Linked DNA regions of Homo sapiens: region 1 is linked to region 2. A link is a loop called in an ENCODE intact Hi-C map of the cell type or tissue named here. Cell type or tissue: Caco-2. All regions are shown on one strand. Each heading gives the region's core, and the rest is flanking DNA. Links, peaks and the distances in the headings are about the cores only. Region 1 overlaps SORBS2 (sorbin and SH3 domain containing 2). Region 2 has its middle 19 kb from the start of SORBS2.

Region 1 (2,917 bases), core at 167-2,666, 180 kb after region 2:
TTGCTGAAACTGTCATGAAGCCATAGCAAAGAGTCAGAACATTTTATCACAGAATGGGACTCTGTTATTAAGAACATAAAATAGAGAAATGAAAACACTGAGAAGCGATGTTGATTGGAAGCCAGTTTGTAACCATTGGACGCTCTCTTCATTACAGACAGTCGACCGGCCCAAGGACTGGTACAAGACGATGTTTAAGCAAATTCACATGGTGCACAAGCCGGGTATGTCTGCTGCTCTGCTTTCTGATGAGGTCCTTGTGGGTTGAAGGGACTACATTCGTCTTTTGCATCGGTTTGATTCACACACAATGTCAAGACCCCAGCAAACTCCGTGTCCCCTTTCTTTTCAGCATGCCTCCTGTTCTCCTTCTGTCACCCCTCCGGTGACAGATCCCTGTGCCTCTGCCTCCCACCTGAGCTGCCAAGAAGCCTCCCCATGGAGGACAACCAGGCACTCTGGCCTCAGCCCTCCATCCTCCCCTGTCCACAGTCTAAATTGGTGTGTTGCCTGGGTGAAAAACACATTGTTCCTCTGTCCACCCCTGTCTGCTCTCATCAGGAGAGTGAGCCTGCGCGGGTCTGCCTGAGCCTGCTCTGTAGACAGGAGACCACTAAAGCACTTAGTAAAGGAAATTTGCGATCCAGAGCAGAGAGGTTTCTGGGGAAGCGAGGACAAGGGCCTGACTTTGCATGCTACGAAGAGGGCAGCAAGACGAATATGTTACAGATAAAAAAGGGCAGTTTGCAGAGGCCTGTGGTGGCACACACCTGTAATCCCAGCTACTCAGAAGGCTAATGTGGGAGAATGATTTGAGCCCAGGGGTTGGAGGTTTGGAGGCTGCAGTAAGCAATGATCACCACTGCACTCCAGACTGGACGACAGGGTAAAACCCTGTCTCTTAAAAAAAAAGAAAAAAAGAAAGAAAATGGCATTATGAACTAGGAAAAATACGTTGCTTTTCTAACAAATTTCTGTTGTTTGTCTGAAGTTCTGCTGTCTCGTTGTCCTTTGGTGACAATCTATATTACCATAATATTTATGTTTCATTTTCTAGATGATGACACAGACATGTATAATACTCCTTATACATACAATGCAGGTAGGATGGGTTTCCTTGCTCGCAATGACTATTTTATGCTCAGCAATGTTTGGAAGAACGACACGGTCACCTTTTTTCCCCTTCTGTTTGAGCACATGTTTTCAGTTCATATATTAGGAGGAGGATTTCTTTTCTTTTCTCAGAGCGTGCATAACAAAAGGATTGACTTTTCTCATGGAAATGAGAACTAATACTGGTTTATCTCATTCATTCCCACTGTTGGTTTATTCTCAGCTTCAGGAATGTTTAACCAAAGTGTGAAGGATAGGCTGAAAGGACACACTGTAACCCAGGGTACAAAATAAGATAAAGATCTTTTATCAGCAGAGAGAATGATTACAATTGTGTAAGATCTTTCAGATACACTTCACCAAAAACAAGTCAAACAAAGTATTCTGTGACCTTGTCCCTGCCTTTTGCTCCAAAATGCAACCATTCATTGAAAGAGTTTAAAAATCCCCCTTGGCGGGGCCACTTTTCTGACTCAGAATTGCCAGTGGTCACAATAGAATGGCTTCAGTTCCAGGCACTGCCACTTGGATTGGCGAGCCTTGGTATCTCGTGCAGGGGTCTGCAGGCTGGAAGGAGGGACCCCTGACAAATGTTTTTCCCTTCATCACTTTCTCCTGAGTGTTGCCTCGGGATTCTGCCCAGGGCTCCTCTCCCTGCCCAGTCACAGGCTCAGGACAGGTGCACAACTATTTTTTTTCTTCTTTCTTTAGACCAGGCTCGGAGGCTGGCACTGCTCCCCTCCCCTTCAGCAGCTGCAACCTCACTTGGGGTCCTCTGGGCAGCCTGGGGTCGCATGATCCTCCTGTTCTGCACCCCTGGAGACCACATTCAGGCCCTTTAACTATTTGGGATTGTGCTCCTATCTCCAAAGACAAATTGATAGAGGGAAAATCAGTAGAACAAACTCAGCAAGCCCTCTGGGTTTAAGTCTTGGCTCGCCCCACTGATAGCTTCAGGCCCACAAAGATGTTTCCCTTAATTTCATCCCTGCTCCCACGCCCACCAAACTCACCTCCTTTATTTAGCTCAAAAGTTGAAGTCCGACTGTTGAATCCAAGCAAAACTGTAAGTGTAGATGTTGTCTCTTTTCATTTGCTGTGGAAATGTGCATGGACTTTCAGGAGAAGCGAACGGGTACAAATAGAATTAGCTCCAATGATTGGGTGCAGGAAAATTTAGAATTTTTATAACTGTTTTAATATTGAGGTTTGTGTCACATTAGTGATTAGTGAATGGAACAGCAGTGATATATTACTTTGTACAGCCCTACAAGCTGATCATTTGATCAGTGGACGAGTCAACTGCAGCTAGTCTCTTTGCTCTCTACTAACCGTGCAAGCCATGGCTTCACACCTTGCACTTTTCTGCCTTTTTTTCTATACCATCCCTGCTCCCCTCTTGCCCTGCTCACCGAAACTCATTCAGGGCTGACTCTGGACTCGTGGGTTCCATAATACCTTCTCTGAGCAATCTACCACCTACTAGCATCCTTTAATTCTTACTATGTGTTTTCTTCATTTGGTCTTTATTATCTTTTACCAATTATTTTCCATCATAATTCTATTTGTGTCTGATTTTCCCAGGTGCACTCTAAGCATATTGAGGACTCATGTTTCCTTGTACCTTGCACAGCACTTTATAAACACAACTGTGTGCAATATTTTGTTTGACTACAATTAGCATGTCAATTTTCATATGTAAATCAGGGTTTTTAAAGTATTAGAAGATATTTGGAAACAGTTCCGTTTTTAATCTTGCTCTGAAAACTGAACTATTTTCTTAGTGTATACAATTGAAGAGAAA
Region 2 (2,917 bases), core at 254-2,753:
TTCTCCCATACTCTCATTTGACACAAATCAAAATCATTGACTTCTAAGTCAAAATGTGGAGTTTATTTTTAACCAGCCAAGATAGATAGAAGTAAAGTAAGTAAACATAATCTTATTATAGTTGGTCAGGGTAAATTTTTGATTTAAGGCTATTTAATACTCTAAGGCTTTTAAGCAAAGGTAGAATCTTAAAATCTAAGAAAATAATACAATCTTTTTTATAGATATGTAACAGCATCAGATGGGGTTTTTACATAAAGTTAGATGATTTTAAATCTTAACTAGTGCCTAGAAAAGATTCCAGACAAGGGAATGTCTACCTATAACATGATTCAGCTTAATTTAGGGAAACCATCTATCATGGCATAAGTGCAAAGACTGAAAGCTGCTGCCTTACCAAGTGTTAATATTCAAAGAACTAATATTCGTAAGTTTCAAATATATTGAAATTGCTTCTCTTCAATAAAAGGATTGATCATATTAAAACCAGAGAACACAATACTGGTAATACTATTTAACATTTATTGAACAGTTAGTATGTGCCAGACACTATGCTAAGCCCTTTGAAGGAGTTACTTCATTTAATCTTTCACCATTTTAATAAGGTGCTAGTATTAGTTCCACTTTAGAGATGACAGCATTGAGGTCTTGTTGACTTCACAGTTTTGCCTCAGTTCAGTCCTATTTGGAAAAATAGGAAATGTATTTTTTAAAGCACTGGTAACATCTCAGAGTGTAGTGGAAAGAATAGAACTTTAGGAGTCAAGAGAACTGTCCTTCAGTCTCCACTGTAAGCTCCCTGAGGGAAAGGACTCTGTCTTGGTTACCACTCCATGGCCAACACCCGTCCACATACCTGCGGCATAATAAAAACTTAGTAACCCTTCATGGAATGCCGGACTCACTGAAGGAGAGCAGGTGCTGCTTACTCAATGTGTGATCTGGCCAGGTGATTTAACCCCTCAGGGCCCTATCCATTTGTTATTCCTTTCCTATTCTAACATCTTCCTTGTTCCTAAAAATGATTTGAGGAAACAAATAAAGGATTCAGCTGCACAAGACCTTTAAAGTAAAGATAAAAGGTCAAGAGTGATGTACTTGAAGAAGGGAGAAAACTATTTCCAAAGTCAAGGCTAAGAATAGCTGCCTCGTCTGGGCATGGAATTTAGACTGAAAGTTGCTGCAGCAACAGAGCCTCTGTGGATTGAAGCCACCCCACCTACCCGCTCTTCTTCTGCCACATTTGGCCAGAGCAATCTGCTCCTGTAGGAGTCTTGGAGGAAAGAAGAGAAGAGCCCAAAATATCCCTTTTGCTGTCTAATTATTTTTAATGACTAAATCATCCCAGTTCTAGATGACCATGTTGGGTCCATTTTAGAGTGTACGATCAAGTGTACGATCAAAAGTTCAAATGGCAGAAAAACCTTGAGAAGATAAAAGGCTACTTTCTCTAGTGAAATCTGAAACACCGTGTTGAATGGAGGAATTAGAATAGCGCCCAAATAAGGAAGAGTTATAAAGAGCAGGTCTAAAAAAATAAAAAAGAACCAAGTCACAGCAAACCCTAAGTACCCATATAGTAGCACAAGTTAGCTCTGGGCCTTTCTAGCAGAATGGCTACTGGAAACAACAGAGGCCGTGAGAAAAATAGTAGAAAAATGTCCAGCCACCCTCACACAAACCCAGCTTAAGGTGATGGCTAACCGCCCTCAGGAGGGTGTTTGTTTTGGGTTCAGACAGGGCAATTTGATAAGAAAAGAATCTTAGCCAAATGGTGAGAAAGGTAAATAATTAACCATGTTACTTCAACAAACAGCACCAACCCAAGACATTTGGGTTACACTTGAAAAAAGAAGCAATGGAACTAGCAAGTCTCTATCCTGAGAAAATGTTCTTGATCCTTTGGCCATGAGCTTTTACTTTCCCCGAAGAAGCCACTCCCTTTCTTAATTTGGTTGCACTTCAGAGATCAAAAGGGGGCCTCTTCCAACACACAAAAGATATGCTCCTACTTCTTCAGCGTTTATGATGATATTTGTTCAGCTGCTTCCTTCCATAACCATTTTCTATTTGCAGACTCAAAATCAGATAGTGGGTGATTCAAAGAGCTAGGTGGCAAAAATGTGCTGACCCACCTCACAGCACCTATGTGTGCTGGGTTTCAGACCTCTATATGGTCATCTTGCAAATCCATTCATTGGGAAAATTCCAATAGCTTAGTGGCTCATTCTCCAAACTATGATTTGAGAGCATCTAGAGGGCCAACCAGAATGTGCATTTTCTCACTATTTTCCTAAGCACCATTCAATGTGCTACATCTAGGTTAATAATAGTAATCAGGGAAATCAAAGAAAAAAATGTGAAGAAGTCACCGTTTGACTTGGAAAAATCACCAGTACAAATGTATAATCAAATGGCATGCGATTACAACTGTGCCTCTTAACACTATATCATACCTGGGGCCTGGAACTCTTGGGAAAATTATAGTGGAAATTTAAATTTTTAATTTAATTAATATATAGAGAATGCAGGAGTGTTAGGTATCCTTCCCATACTCTTCTTTCTCCTAATTCAGTAAAGTCATTTGAGCTGAAGATTTAAATCTGAAAAATCCAATTATTTATTTTGAGCCATGCATTTTTGGTAGCACTAAAGAAGTTGGGTAGAGAAATTAGCAACCATGGGTTGTATAGAGCAGATGGCTGGAATTAAGAATTTATGAAAAAATATATTGTGACATTATGAAATAATTTTTCATGGATGTTTTAGCTTGATGTGTAAGTACCGAGTAGGTGTTCCCATTTAATAAATAATGACTATGTGCCAGAAATTAAGAGCAAAACTTAAAAGAAAACTCATTCTTCTACCTTCTGGAGAGATGCTCACTCTGCCTCATTTATTCCTTTAATGTCATCTC

The links. Peaks named below come from ENCODE experiments on the same cell type or tissue, not always from the same donor. Only the 100,000 strongest peaks of a DNase experiment are listed, where the experiment ranks them.
Region 1: it touches region 2 in a loop (6-fold over the local background); 3 of 110 quality-filtered maps call a loop at or near these places.

Annotation. Positions count from the first base shown.
Region 1 is chr4:185,649,969-185,652,885 of GRCh38, reverse strand. SORBS2 (sorbin and SH3 domain containing 2) reads left to right here. Exons shown (of 27, transcript NM_001395207.1): 10 at 158-224; 11 at 1,058-1,102. Among named protein-coding and RNA genes, the nearest start is that of SORBS2-AS1, 64 kb to the right of the region's middle. RefSeq lists a silencer at 1,257-1,551. In Caco-2, for the core only: no CTCF peak of the experiment used is centred there; a DNase peak (open chromatin) is centred at 1,540.
Region 2 is chr4:185,829,593-185,832,509 of GRCh38, reverse strand. It overlaps a transcript of SORBS2 not described here. Among named protein-coding and RNA genes, the nearest start is that of SORBS2, 19 kb to the right of the region's middle. In Caco-2, for the core only: no CTCF peak of the experiment used is centred there; DNase peaks (open chromatin) are centred at 879, 1,689 and 2,009.